2 separate regions of the Homo sapiens genome follow, and region 2 is linked to region 1. Evidence: chromatin loops called from intact Hi-C (ENCODE). Cell type or tissue: PC-3. All regions are shown on one strand.

Region 1 (8,000 bases):
CTATCTCATTGCTCCATCTGATGAATTATCACATAGCTTCTCCAGCATCCCCCTAAGGAATCATCTAGCCTCCTGCTACTCAAGTGCACTCAACTGGCAACATCAATATCACCTGGACCTTGCTAAAAATGTAGACTCTCAGGCCTCAGCCAGACTCTATTTAAATAAGAATCTCCATTTTAACACTATGTCCAGATGATTTCTTTGCATATGAAACTTTAAGAAGTCTGTTCTGCCCCCTGTTAAACGCTTCCAGTAGCAGGGAGCTCACTATTCCACCCCCAAAGAAGGTCATTCTATAGTTAAATAGTTCTACATTATTAGAAAAACATTTATCTTTCCTTTACTGAGTATTCCCTATGATCCTGGCACTGTGCTAAGCACTTCATGCAAATTATCTCACGTAAGCCCAGCAGTCTATGAGATAGAGGGTAATTTTGGCTCCTTTTGTTATCGTTGTTGTTGTTTTTTTTTTAATTTTTCATTTTTTTGAGACAGAGTATCACTCCATCACCCAGGCTGGAGCCCAGTGGCGTGATCTCAGCTCACTGTAACTTCCACCTCCCAGGTTCAAGCGATTCTCCTGCCTCAGCCTCCTGAGTAGCTGGGATTACAAGCGTGTGCCACCATGTCAGGCTAATTTTTGTATTTTTAGTAGAGACAGGGTTTCACAATGTTGGCCAGGCTGGTCTCGAACTCCTGACCTCAGGTGATCCATCTGCCTTGGTCTCCTAAAGTGCTGGGATTACAGGCATGAGCCACCACACCTTGCCCATTGTTGTTTCACTATAGAAAAATGTACATTACAGCCAGGAGCAGTGGCTCATACCTGTAATCCCAGCACTTTGGGAGGCCGAGGCAAGTGGATCACTTAAGGTCAGGAGTTCAAGACCAGCCTGACCAACATGGTGAAACCCCATCTTTACTAAAACTACAAAATTAGCCAGGAATGGTGGTGCATGTCTGTAGTTGCAGCTACTCAGAAGGCTGAGGCAGGAGAATCACTCGAACCTGGGAGGCGGAGGTTGCAGTGATCTGAGATCGTGCCACTGCACTCCAATCTGGGCAACAGAGTGAGACCCTGTCTCAAAAAAAAAAAAAAAAAGGACATTACATAAAATTTACCATTTTAACCATTTTTAAGCATACAATTCTATGGCATTAAGTACATTCCCAATGTTGTGCAACCATCACCATTATCTATTTCCAGAAATGTTTCATTTTCCCAAACAGAAGCCTATTAATCACTTCCCCTCTCCCCTCTCCCAGCCCTTGGTCACTACTATTCTACTTTCTCTATGAATTTGCCTATTCTTGGTACCTCATTTAAGTGAAATCATACAACATTTGTCCGTTCGTGTCTGGCCTATTTCGATTAACATAATGTTTTCAAGGTTCATCTACGTTGTGCCCTGTATCAGAATCTCCTTATTAAGGCTGAGTCATATTCCATTATATGTACAGAGCACGTTTTGTTTATCTACTCTTTCTATAGATAATATTTGGGTTGTTTCCACATTTTGGCTACTATACATGTTATGAACACTGGTGTACAAGAATCTGTTTGAGTCTTTGCTTTCGATTTTTAGGGGTATATACCTAGGAGAGCAATTGCTGGATCATATGGTAATTCTATGTTCAACTGTTTAAAGAACTGCCAAACTGTTTTCCAGAGTGGCAGCATTGTTTCATCACAGCCTTTTAAAAATATAGCAGTTTTTGTGGCTACTTTTCTGATCAGAAAAAATGTTTAAACATTCTGTTTTATGAAAACTGAAATATAGACAACTTTTTTCCTTTATTGGAAATATTTATTTAACAAAAAAAAAACAGAATAAAAAGAATGGTCCTAAGAAACTAATGGTCTATTAATTTTTAGTGGCAATCCATATTTCTAGTGATGCTTTTAGAAAACAATGTAACAAAACATTTAAAAGTCATGCTAATATTACTAATATTTACACCTTGCATCTCAATTGGGTAAGTATCCAATTTGATGCATATCCTAGTAAATTTTTAGGTACCAAACAAAAATTGAACTGATATTCATAACATAATGGTTTATTTATCTATTTTTCCTGGCTATCATGTGCCTTATATTTTCATAATGAAAAAGGGTACCAATTGTTTAAATGTCTTTAAAAACTACCCATCTACCTATATAGCAAGTTTTAACATGATTCTTCGAGTCATCCCTTACCCAAAAAATTCATCTGATTCTCTACCCTGTAATGTATACTTCATATAAACGTCTATAATCCTTTATTCATCACCTTCTATAACGTTATCGGTAGCCTCACTGGTGTTTTCTTCTTTAAATCTGCTACTCTAAAACAAAGTTCAGCCATTTTTTTCTTTTAAATGGCAAGACATTAAATATTCTAGGCTGTACCTGTCATTCGATCAGTCACAACTACTCAAAGTTGCCACTGTAGCACCAATGCAACCACAGATCACATGTAATAAGTGAACATGGTTGTGTTCCAATAAAATTTCAGGCCAGATATGTTACCAACCGCTGCTCTAAAGAAATCCTAAACTAGTATTGTTTAGGTAGAACTAGCAGTTGAGACTAGAATAAAATAGGATATAATTAAATATCAGAAAATTAAATGGTCCTACTTGCAGACCATAATGTATGATTTAAATATTATACTTAGAAATTTACAAGAATGTGTGAACTGAACTGATAAGCTAAAGAATTTCTAGGTTAAAAAAAATCAAACGTACCCACCTATTCAATGAAAAATTGTCTTACTCTTGGGGAAGAGCTTGGGACAATGATCAGATTCCACCATCTGCTTGCAACCAAGCCCATGCAATTACTAGAAAATGTTGGATACTGGCCAGGTGCAGTGGATCACGCCTGTAATCCCAGCACTTTGGGAGGCCAAGGCAGGCAGATCACCTGAGGTCAGGAGTTCAATACCAGCCTCGGCAACATGACAAAACTCCATATCTACTAAAAGTACAAAAATTAGCTAGGCATGGTGGCATGCACCTGTAATCCCAGCTACTTGGGAGGCTGAGGCAGGAGAATCACTTGAACCCAGGAGGCGGAGGCTGAGGTGAGTCGAGATCAAGCCACTGTACTCCAGCCTGGGTGACTGAGTGAGACCCTGTCTCAAAACAAAAAAAACAAAAAACAAACAAACAAACAAAAAAAACTGAAAATGTTGGGTATAAATGATTCAACAAAGGAGAATTTCTCAGAAATTTCCTGTTTGTCTCCTTGGATTTAAACTCAAAATGGTGGCATAAATTGGCCTAATTAATTCAAGTTGAGGGGTAATATTGCAAAAAGACATAAAGAAAAGCTAGAAGAGAATTTATCAATAAACCGCCTTCCTCTCTGCTCTTATTTTATAAAAAGTAAATAGTAAACCCTCAGAAATGAGAGCATTCTAATCTTAAAGTCGAAAAAAAGAAAAATCCCAAAGGAAAAAAAAAAAGTAATAAATCAAAATCAACCTTGTAATAGCCTTTTCCTAAAAAATGAAAGCAGCAAACATAAAAAGACAGACTAAATGAATCTACATCACATTGAAAAATTACAGATTACATCTTTATTACATTGACTGGTTTTTCCTTGGAATCAGATTCCTTGCTGTTCCAATACGGCTTTAACCACTTCTTGATGTCTCAGTTAAGAATGCTTGTCTCAGTTCAGCCTGGAAATTCACCACAGGTGCTTGCTGCTGCTGAGAAGCCTCGGGTATAACTGACATTCTTGGTTCTCAGGAGGTGGTCCTTTTGCGTTTAACTTGGACTTCCACCTCTGGCACGTGCTGGTCTGTAGTCCGTCTCAGGTGTTAGTGATCCCTTGCTCTCTCCAGCACGCCACTGACAGCTCCTCGGGCATCAGAGACCTCTAGCGGCCAGCCGCTCTGCTCTGCCAACAAAGATTTAAACACACACAACACACACACACACACACACACAAAATCCCATTGCCCAGTGAAACACACGTTAATGCAATCTTTCTGGGATTTCTTTTTATGACAATTGTTTCTTCAAATAAAAGTTTTGTTTGTTCCCATGGAATTCTAAACATGCTTTTAAAGGAATAATATTTTAGAAATGTACTTACTTTGAAATACACAATTTTCCAAATAATATGCAGCCGTCAGAAATTATGCTTATGGGAGCTATGTAATAATAATTAATAAAACCTACCATCTATAGACTGCCTACTATATTCCAGAGACTTTACGTACAACAACTCTAATCCTTACAACAACCCTATGTAGCCTTTAGCATTTGACAGAACAGGTTTCGCCAGCTGTGTGGTCTTGCATAAGTATCCAATCACCCTGTCTTCAAGTTTCCTCACCTGTGAAAACAAGGATCTACCAGACCTATCTCTGGACTTACTGAGCATTCAAATGAGCTGATTCACATAAGGCACCTGGAACAGAGCCTGACACATCATAAGCACTCAATACCTGTCTATTATCACCAAAAAGGGGCGTGCCTTAAAATTTAAACATGACAGAATAAAATCAAACCATGACAAGTACCAGAAGAAGATGTAGGTGAACAGTATTATTATAACCCTGGGGTGAGCAAGACCTTTCTAAGCACACTACAAAAGGTAGAGACAGTAAAAGCAAAGGATTAATAAAACTGACCACTCAATGAAAAATCACTTCTGAACAGCAGAAAACACCACCAAGTTAGACGAAAAGCAATAAATTGGAGGAAAAAAAAAAAGGCAGGGCACGGTGGCTCACGCCTGTAATCCTAGCACTTTGGGAGGCTGAGGCAGGCAGATCAACTGAGGTCAGGAGTTCGAGACCAGTCTGGCCAACATGGCAAAACCCCGTCTCTACTAAAAATACAAAAATTAGCTGTGCATGGTGGCACACACCTGTAATCCCAGCTACTCGGGAGGAAGGGAAGGAGAATCACTTGAACCCGGGAGGCGGAGGTTCCAGTGAGCTGAGATCACACCACTGCACTCCAGCCTGGGCGACAGAGCAAGACTCTGTCTCAAAAAAAAAAAAAAAAAAAAAAGATTACATATTTGATGGACAAAAGGCTATTGTCTTTAATATACAGTGAGCTTTACAAGTTAAAAGAAACTTGTAAGTTTTTTTTAAAAAGAAACTTGTAAAGCTCACAGTACATTAAAGGGGAGGGGAGGGCAGTGAGAGATGAGATCAGGGAGGTACCAGGGGTGGGGAGATCAGATGGGGCTCTGTGTATCATGCTAAGGACTTTGGATTCTAAGTGTACAAACACTCAAAGATATTTTCCTTTAAAAATAGGCAAAGAACATAAACAGCAGAGCAGGACCGTTTGATGTGGCCATTTTATCCACAGGGACATTTTGATAAGCCCTGCTGACACAGCTATCCCTAACCTCCAGTCTAGTAGACTTTTCACTTTCTACTTTATTCCTTTCTGCATCATTTAAATTTTCTTCTATAAATGTGTGACTTGTCATCAGGGAAAAAGAAAGAAAGAAAAAACTTATTAGACAAGGTTAGCCTCTAAGAGGAAACCAAATCATCTTTATAAAATAAATTTTATGGTATTAAATATAACATTTGAAACTTAAGTCCTGAGAGAAAAGTTAAGAATTTAGTTGAGCATTTCCTCTATAGCCTAGAGCTGAAAATAAAATATCTTACTGTGTTCCAAATACCCTCCTTCTTCCCCTCCACCTACTGTCTATCTATATCTAATTCATTCATTCATTAGGCTCTTACTGAGCCCCAGCTTTGTGCCAGGCATGGTGCTAGGCTTCAGGACCTCCCAGCGAACCAGAAACAGTCCCTGCCCCCATGGTGCAGACAGTCTCATTGGGAGTTGGAGGAGGAGCAGGTAAAAAATAATTAAATATTCAGGTTAACGATATATTGTCAGGTGTGAGGAAAGGGCGCAGAGAATGGCAGGGGCAGCTGTTTTAGCTACAGTGGCCAGGAGGCCTCCAATGGAGTGATCTTTGAGCAGAGGCATGCAGGAGATGAGGGGACAGTGATGAGGATTTCTAAGAACACTCCAGGCAAAGACCTGAAGCAGGCAGGGGCCTGGTGTGTGTTCGCCAGCATGGCTGGAGCAGAGCCATGAAGGGGGAAGGCAGTGGGAGATGAAGGCAGGGAGTCCCCCGGGGGTGGGGAGATCAGGTGGGGCTCTGTGTATTATGCTAAGGACTTTGGATTCTGTTCCAAGAGCTGGAAAGGTTGACGTGATCGGGGGAAAGCAAGCCCACACAAAGCAGAGGTGTCCAGTCTTTATATTTTTAAATGAAAAAAAAAGAGTAACTTCCATTAAAACAAGTGACTCCTGGTTTTGTGTAATAGTAGACCAAATGGTGCCCAATCCCTAACCATCCCTTACTCCCATATCTAACCTGTACCTCAGAGTGGCAGTGGTTAGCAATAGAGAATTCTTCTGTTTGGTTGTTGTGAAGAAGGAGTTAACACAGTATGTTTGGTGGCTTACTCCTTGCATGTCTCCAAGCCACCCCTTGGGAATGTAGCCTTCAGCATGTTCTTTAGGTCACTGATGGATTGACTGTTTTGTTCTGTACACCTGGAGTAACGCACCATGCCATGGCATCTTGTTAGGGTTGCTTTGCCCAAACATCAAGATTGATGTATGTGAACCTGGTTTCGTTGTTGGAGTCCTGACCACAATCAGTGGCACAGTCTCGGCTCACTGCAACCTCTGCCTCCTGGGCTCAAGTGATTCTCCTGCCTCAGCCTCCCGAGCATCTAGGATTACAGGGACATGCCAACACGCCTGGCTAATTTTTGTATTTTTAACAGAGACAGGGTTTCACCATGTTGGCCGGGCTGGTCTCGAACCCCTGACCTCAAGTGATCTGCCAGCCTCGGCCTCCCAAAGTGCTGGGATTACAGGCATGAGCCACCGCGCCCAGCCTCCTGAGTTTCAATTGCCATGGCCAGTTGTGCATATATGACTAAGCATTCCATCAGAGCCTCAGACCTTGAGACTTGAAACAGCCTTCACTGGGCACAGATATTCCACACATGTCCCTGAAGTTCACTGCTACAAGAAATTGAAAGGGGAACTATAAAGTATTGTAAACTAAAAGAAAAATGAAAAAGCAACATAATTAAAGCTGTGGGATGCAGCTCAAGCAGTACTCAGAAGAGTATTCAAATCACTAAATCCCTATATTAGAAAAGCTGAAAGCCCGCAAATCAATGACCTCAGCTTTGCTCTTAAGAAACAAACAAAAAACGAAACAAAAAAAAAATAACAAATTTAACTTAAAGTAAGCAGAAGAAAGGAAATAATAATGGTAAGGGGAAAAAATCAATAAAATAGGAAATAGGAAAAAACAGAGATAAAGCAATTAAATCAAAAGTTGGTTCTTTGAAAAGACCAATAAAATGTAAAAATCTGTATCCAGAATGATCAGGAGAAAGAAAGAAGATGCAAATTACCAATATCAGAAATAAGAAAGGAGATATCACCATGGATCCTCCAGACATCAAAAGGATAATAAGGGAATATTATAAACAATAAATAAAAAAGAAAAAATAGATAAATTAAACTTTATCAATTTTTTTAAATGGACCTCAAAGGACACTACCAAGAAAGTGAAAAAACAACTCACAGAATGGGAGGGAATATTTGCAAATTATATATATGATAATGGTTTAGTATCTCGAATACATAAAGAACTCTTAAAGGACCCACCTCTCGATACTGCCAAATTGGGGATTAAATTTCAACATCAGTTTTGGGGAGGACAAATATTCAAATCATAGAAAAAACTGTATGCCAATAAAATTTGACGATGTTGGTGAAATTGACAAATGTACACATTTCCTAAAATACAAAAAGTGCCAAAGTTCATTCAAGAATAAATCAATAATCACAATAGTCAAATATTAATTTGTAGTTTAAAAACCTTCTCGCAAAGAAAACTTTGGTCCCAGACTTCACTGGCAAATTTTCCCAAACATTTAATGAAGAAATAATTACAATTCTATATGAAATCTTCCAGAAAATAGAAGAGA
Region 2 (8,000 bases), 600 kb before region 1:
GATCATGGTTTACTACAGCCTTGACCTCCTGGGCTCAGGTGATTCTCCCACCTTAGCCTCCTGAGTAGCTGGGACTACAGGCATGCTCCACCATGTCTGACTAATTTTTTGTACTTTTTGTAGAGATGGGGTTTTGCCATGTTGCCCAGGCTGGTCTCAAACCCCTGGGCTCAAGTGATCCACCCACCCCGGCCTCCCAAAGTGCTGGGATTACAGGCGTGAGCCACCGAGCCCGGCCTGTTTTTTTTATTTTGTTTTTGTCAGTATTGCTAAAGGTTTGTCACTATTACTGATCTTTTAAAAGAGCAAGCTCTTTGTTTCATCGATTTTTATTATTGCTTTTCTGTTTTCAATATCACTGGTTTCTGTTCTTGTCTTTATTATTTCCTTTATTCCACTTGCTTTAGGTACATTTTGCTCTCCTTTATTATTTGAGGTGAGAATTTAGATTATAGATTTGCAATATTTCCTCTTTTCTAATGCATGCATTTAGTGCTATATATTTCACTCTCAGACCTGTTTTAGCTGTGCTCCACACATTTTCATATGGTGTATTTTCATTTTAGATCAATTCAATGTATTTTTTGTATTTTGTATTTTTATAAAATGTTGTTTGCAACTTTCCCTTTGGCTCATGGATGATTTAAGTGTGTTGTTTACTTTCCTAGAGTTTAGAGAGTTTCATGTTATTGCTACTAATTTCTACGTTTTTTTTTTTTCATTATAGTTGTAAGACATGGTCTGTAATGATTTCAACTTTAAAATTTTGTTGAGGTTTGTCTTATGGCACAGAATATTGTCTATCTTGGTGTATGTTCCATGAACACTTGAAAAGAATGTGTATTCTGCTTTTGGATGGGATGTCCTATAAATGCCAATTAGATTCAACTAACAGGCTATGGTGCTGCTGAGCTATTCTATATCCTTATGGATTTTCTGTCTAACTGTTCTACAGTTATTGAGACAGGGATGCTGAAATCTCCAACTATAATTGTGGATTTGTCTGCTTCTCCTTTCAGTTCTATCAGTTTTTGCTTCATGTATTTTGCAGCTTTGTTGTTTCATGCAGGCACATTTAGGATTGCTTTGTCGTCTTGGTGTATTAGCTATTTTATCACTATATGTCTCCCTTTGGTATTTGTTTTTTGCTTTGAAGTCTACTTTATCTAATATGTGTAGGGTGAAAATATTGAGTTGTCCAAAATACATGTTTCCAGCTGAGGTTGAGCAACATAATGCTCCACCCTTTTGTCTCATCTGTTGTAAAGAGGTGGTCAGAGGATGCAGATAGTAGAGGGCAGTGTCATGTAGTGCAAGAAGTTCTGGTTCTGGGGCCATTTGGATGGATGGGGTTTGAATACCAACTCTGGTACCTCTGGGTGCAGCCTCAAGCAAGTCACTTAATACTTTTTTTTAAAAAAATCAAGCCATTCTTACATTGCTAACAAGTCACTTAATACTTCTGAACCTTGTTTTCCCTTTAGTAAAATGAAGAAAATAGACTCTATCAGGATGAGTGGTTTTAGGATATAAGGTTATAATTTATGTCAGATATTTACAGATATGTACTAAAAGCATTACATATGTAGTTGTTCCTAGTACAATAAATTGGACTTTCACAAAATTATTTTCTCTTTGAAAGAAGCTAAAAACATTGGGCCAACAAATATATGAAAAAATCCTCAACATCACTAATCATCATAGAAATGCAAATCGTAACCACAATGAGGTATCATCTCATACCAGTTAGGATGGCTATCATCAAAGAGACAAAAAAATAACAAATGCTGGTGAGAAAGTAGAGGAAAGGGAACTCTTATATACTGTTCGTGGGAATGTAAACTAGTACAGCCACTATGAAGAATATTATAGAGGTTCCTCAAAAAAGTACAAATAGAATTACCATATGATCCAGCAATCTCACTACTGGGAATTTATCCAAAAGAAAATAAATCAGTATATTCAAGAAAATATCTGCACTCCTGTGTTTATTATAACACTATTCATAATAGCCAAGGTATGGAATCAACCTAGGTGTCTAACGACAGATGAATGGATAAAGAAAATGTGGTGTGTGTATATATATATATATATGCAATAGAATATTCAGCCATTGAAAAGAATTCTGTCATTCACAGCAGCATGGATGGAACTGGAGAACATTATGTTAAGTGAAATAAGCCAGGAACGCAAAGGTCAACACTGCCGGTTCTTACTCATATGGGGAAGCTAAAAAAAAATTGATCTCATAGAAGTAAAAAGTAGAACAGAGGGTACTAGAAGCTGAGAAGGGTAGGGGGAAATGGAGAGATGGGGAGAGATTGTTAAGGAATACAAAATTATAGCTAGATAGAAAGAATAAGTTTTAGTGTTCTATACTGCTATAGGATGACTGCAGTTAACAACAGCATATTATATAGTTTCAAACTATTATATAGTTTCAAATAGCTAAAAGAAAGATATTGAATGTTCCCAACACAAAGAAATGATAAATGTTGAAGATGATAGATATGCTAATTACCCTAAACTGATCATGATATACTATATTTATCAAAACATGACTATGTACCACATGAATATGTACAATTACTATTTGTCAGTTAAAAATAAAATGAAATGAAATGAAAAAAGAAAGTTAAATGGCAAATCACAGATTAGGAGCAAGTATATAAAAGTCAAATATCTGATAAAGGAATTGTACACAAAATACATAAAGATCTCTTATAACAATAAAATAGGCAAAATATTTTAACAGACATCACAAAAGGATAATTTGGATGGTAAATAAACATATGAAAAAATGCTCAATGCTCAGAAAAATTAAAAGACTGCTAGTTGGCCAGGCGCGGTGGCTCACGCCTGTAATCCTAGCACTTTGGAAGGCCAAGGCAGGTGGATTGCCTGAGCTCAGGAGTTCGAGACCAGCATGGGCAACAATGGTGAAACCCCATCTCTACTAAAATAGAAAAAATTAGCTGGGCATGGCAGTGTGTGCCTGTAGTCCCAGCTACTCGGGAGGCTGAGGCAGGAGAATTGCTTGAACCTGGGAGGCAGGGGTTGCAGTGAGCTGAGATCACGCCACTGCACTCCAGCCTGGGCAACAGAGCAAGACTCCGTCTCCAAAAAAAAAAAAAAAAAAAAAAAAGACTGCTGGTGACAAGGATATGAAAACACAAGTAATCTCATCAATAAAGGGAATGTTAAGTCGTATAACCACTTTGGAAAAAAGTTTGAGAACATTTTACAAAGTTAAACATATACTTATGATATAACTCAGCAATTAAACTCCAACATATTTATCCAAAAGAAATGGAAGCATATGTATATATGTGTGTATATATATATGTGTACATATATATATGTGTGTGTATATATGTATATGTAAGCATATATATATATTTATACATTGTTTATTCATTCACCTGTTGATAAACATTTTGGTTGTTTCTAGTTTTTTACTGATATGAATAAAGGTGCTATGACATTTACACACAAGTATTTGTGTGTATATATATATATATGCTTCCCTTATATATATTTTTCATATATATTTTCCATTTTCCATATAAATATTCCATTTATATATATATATGGAAGCATATATATAAATATATATAAATGGAAGCATACATATATACACAAATACTTGTACACAAATGTCATAGCACCTTTATTCATAACAGTTTTTTACTGTAAACAACCCAAATGTTTATCAACAGGTGAATGAATACACAATGTTCTGTATATCCATGCAATGGAATGCTATTCAGCAATTAAAAGGAATGTACTACTGGAACATGCAACAAAATGGATAAATCTCAAAAACACTCTGCTGAGTGAAAGAAGTAAGAAACAAAGGGGTGCAAACTATATAATTTCATTTATATGCAATTCTGGAACAAGAAAAGTATAACAAAAAAACAGATCAATGATTGTCTGGAGTTAGGGGTGAAAGAACTGACTGCACAGGGGCACAAGGGAATTTGGGGTGAGGTAGTGATGGAAATGTCCTATATTTTAATTGTGTTGGTTACATAGGTGAATAAATTTGTCAAAATTCATCAAACTGTACACTTTAACTTAGTGCATTTTATTTTATGTAACTTATAATTCAATAAACTTGATTTTTTTTAACAATGAGCTAAATACTTGAAAGGCATTTCTCAAAAAAAAAGATATCCAAATGGCCAATAGGGCATTTGAAAAAGTGCTCAACATCAATGATTATTAGGTAAATTTAAGTCCACCAATGAGTTACAACTACATGACCATAAGAATGACTTAAATTAAAAATACTGACAATAGTAAGTGTCAACATGGAAGTGGTGCACCTGGAACTTTTATACATTGCTGGTGTGAGTAAAATTTTAACTATGTTGGAAAAACATTTGACAGAATACTTAAATAACCCATATGCCTGCCCTATGATGCAATAATAGATATATTTTGCTATATATCTAGATATATTTTCCAAGATAAATGAGTACATGTATTTAAAAATGATATGTACAGAGTGTTCCCATTGATTTTATTCATAATAGTCTCAAACTGAAAACAACAAAAATTCCATTAACAGTAGATGGAATAAATGTTAAATTCATATAATGGAATACTACACAAAAATTAAAAATAGACTACTAGCACACGCAACAACATTGATGAATCTAACTGAAATATATTGAATGAAAGAAGTAGAACTAAAGAGTACATACTGTGTCATTCCGTGAGTATTACACTAAAAATTGACAAAACTAATTTATGATGATAGAAGTCAGAATAGTAGTCTTCTATGAGGATAACTGGGAAGGGGCAAAATGAGCCTGCTAGATGCTGAAAATATTCTATATCTTGGTCCGGCCATGGTTACGAGGTGTTTACATGTATAAACATTCATGAAGCTGCACACTTAAGACTTGTGCACTTTATTATATATAAGTTATAGTCAACACATTTAGAAATGCAAATGGAATAAGCAATTTAGTAAAAAGACAAAGATTTTCAAGTTAGATTTTAAAAACACAACTCTGTGCTCTTTAAAAGAGACACTTTGCCTAAAGCATGGAAGAAAGTCAAATATAAAAGAGCGGGAAAAGATACACACCATGTAAGCAATAACTAGAAGAAAGTTGATATAGCTATATTATTATGACTCAAAGTATACTTACGGAAAGAAGGATATTTCATAATGGCAAAGGAATTCAACAACAGAATTCAAAGATTAAGAAAGAATTAAATGGAAGATACAAAAATCACTAGTTCGTAGGGGCATAATACAACCTCAACAGGGAGATGTAAAAATCATAAATGTTTGTGCACACAATTTCACATTTTTTTTATTATACTTTAAGTTTTAGGGTACATGTGCACATTGTGCAGGTTAGTTACATATGTATACATGTGCCATGCTGGTGCGCTGCACCCACTAACTCGTCATCTAGCATTAGGTATATCTCCCAATGCTATCCCTCCCCCCTCCCCCCAAATTTCACATTTTTAAATACATAACACATAAGTTCATGTAACAAAGCAGAAATAGACAAATCTACAACTGTAGTATGAAAAATTAACACATTTCTCAAAGTAAATCAGAAAATGCAGAAAGTCAGTACTTATATAAAGATATAAACAACACAACAGATGAAGTCGACCTAATCGACATACATAGAATACCATTTGCAAAAATAGCAGAAAACACACTATATTCGAGAGCTCACAGAACATTTCCCAAAAAAGACCATATGTTGAGTGATGAAGCAAGTTTCAACAAATTGTTAAGACTGAAGTAATATAGGAGAGGCTCTGTAACCAAAATGAAAATTAACTAGAAACCAATATTAAATAAATATCCCCAAACCTTCAATTGTTTGAAAATGAAGCAATACCTTATAAATAATTGATAGGTCAAAAAAATACAGTGGAAAGCTGAAAATATTTTGAATTGAATAATCTATTTTGACATAAACTATCAAAGTGTAAGATTCAGCTAGATCAGTTTTCAGTAGGAAGATTAAAGTTTTAAATGCATGAACTAAAATGAAAAAAGTTGAACATCAACGATCTAATCTTCCTGCTCAAAAAGCTAGTAAAACAAATTAACCTAAAGAAAATATAAGAAAGGAAATGATAACAAGGACAGAAAACATTGCAATAGAAAGCTTATGTACAGGCCAGACACCTTTTTCCACTATTTTATATTTGACTTTCCTGCATGCTTTAGGCAAAGGGTCTCTTTTAAGGAGCACAGAGTTGTGTTTTTAAAATCTAATTTGAAAGTCTTTGTCTTTTTACTAAAGGCTCACACCCATATTCACAGCACTTTGGGAGGCTGAGGCAGGCGGATCACTTGAGCTCAGGAGTTCAAGACAGCATGGGCAACATGGTGAAACCCCACCTCTACAAAAAATACAAAAATTAGCCAGGCATGGTGGCATATGCCTATAGTCCCAGCTACTCGGGGTGTTGAGGTGGGAGGATTACCTGAACCTGTGGAGGTTGAGGCTGCACAGTGAGCCATGATCACACCACTGCACTCCAGCATGGGTGACAGAGCAAGACCCTGTCTCAAAAGAGAGAGAGAGAGAGAGAGAGAGAGAGAGAGAGAGAAAGTAAGTAAGTTAGTTTATGTACAATTGAAAAAATTTTTAAAGTCAGAATTTAGTACTTTAGTAACAATATATATAAAGTATAACATATTATGACAAAGTAGGGTTTGTCCCATTAATAAAAGATTCTTTAACATTTGAAAATCAATGCAATTTGCCATATTAATGGAATAAAGGAGAACATCTATATGATGATCTCAGCATTTGCAGAAAACACACTTGATAAAATTCAGCATTCATATCTCAGCAATTAGGAATAGAATACAACTTCTTCAACCTGATTGAGGACTGTATTAGTCCGTTCTCATGCTGCTATAAGAACAAACCTGAGACTGGGTAATTTACAAAGGAAAGAGGTTTAATTGACTCACAATTCCTCAGGGCTGGGGAGGCCTCAGAAAACTTACAATCACGGTGGAAGAGGAAGCAGACATGTCCTTCTTCACAAAGCAGCAGGAGAGAGAAGAATGAGAGCCTAGCGAAGGGGGAAGCCCCTTATAAAACGATCAGATCTCACGAGAACTTACTCACTGTCATGAGAATAGCAAGAGGGAAGCTGCCCCAATGATTCAATTACCTCCCAACCGGTCCCTCCCATGACACATGGAGATTATGGGAACTGCAATTCAAGATGAGTTTTGGTGGGGACACAGCCAAACTATATCAAGGACATTACATGAAACCTAAAACTAGCATCATAGTCAATGGTGAAAGATCGAATACTTCCCCCCTAATATCAGCAACAAGGCAATGATGTCCACTCCCACCACTTTTATTCAACATTGTACTGGGAGTCCTAGTCAGCACCATAAGGCAAGAAGAAGAGATAAAAGGAATACAGATTCAAAAGGAATAAATTAAAACTGTTTATTTGCAAACAACATGATTATGCTCACAGAAAATTTCAAGGAACCTACCAAAAAGCTACTAGAACTAATAGGTGAATTTAGCAAGGTCACTGGACAATAGGGCAATATACAAATATCAATTATATTTCTGTATAGTAGCAATGAAAAAAATGAAAAATGATGTTAAGAAGATAATTCTATTTACAACAGCATGTAAACAGAGAAAACAATTAGGGATAAATTTTACAAAATTTTTTATAAGATCTGTACAGTGAAAACTACAAAATACTGCCAAGGAAACTGAAGAAGACCTAAATAAATTTAATATGCCAGGTTCATGGAAGGAAGACTTAATATCATTAAAGATGTCAATTCTTCCAAATTTGATGTATGCACTCATGAAAATACTATTCAAAATCTCAGCAGCTTTCAAAAAATTGATAAGGCAATGTAAAATCATGTATGAAAAATCAACAAACTTAGAATAGCCAAGAAAATTAAGGAGGAAGAGAAAAAGGAGGAAGAGGAAGGAAGGGGAGGTATCGAGAGA

Evidence for each region. Peaks named below come from ENCODE experiments on the same cell type or tissue, not always from the same donor. Only the 100,000 strongest peaks of a DNase experiment are listed, where the experiment ranks them.
Region 2: a loop joins it to region 1, with 12 times the contacts of the local background. A loop is called at or near these places in 32 of 110 quality-filtered maps.

What each region holds. Positions count from the first base shown.
Region 1 is chrX:130,326,693-130,334,692 of GRCh38, reverse strand. It overlaps the pseudogene LOC112268303. Among named protein-coding and RNA genes, the nearest start is that of SLC25A14, 9.2 kb to the left of the region's middle. In PC-3, CTCF peaks have their summits at 3,666 and 3,866 (motif pointing left); a DNase peak (open chromatin) is centred at 4,322; H3K4me3 peaks cover 507 bases.
Region 2 is chrX:130,921,732-130,929,731 of GRCh38, reverse strand. No RefSeq gene overlaps it. Among named protein-coding and RNA genes, the nearest start is that of ENOX2, 23 kb to the right of the region's middle. In PC-3, no CTCF peak of the experiment used is centred here; no DNase peak of the experiment used is centred here.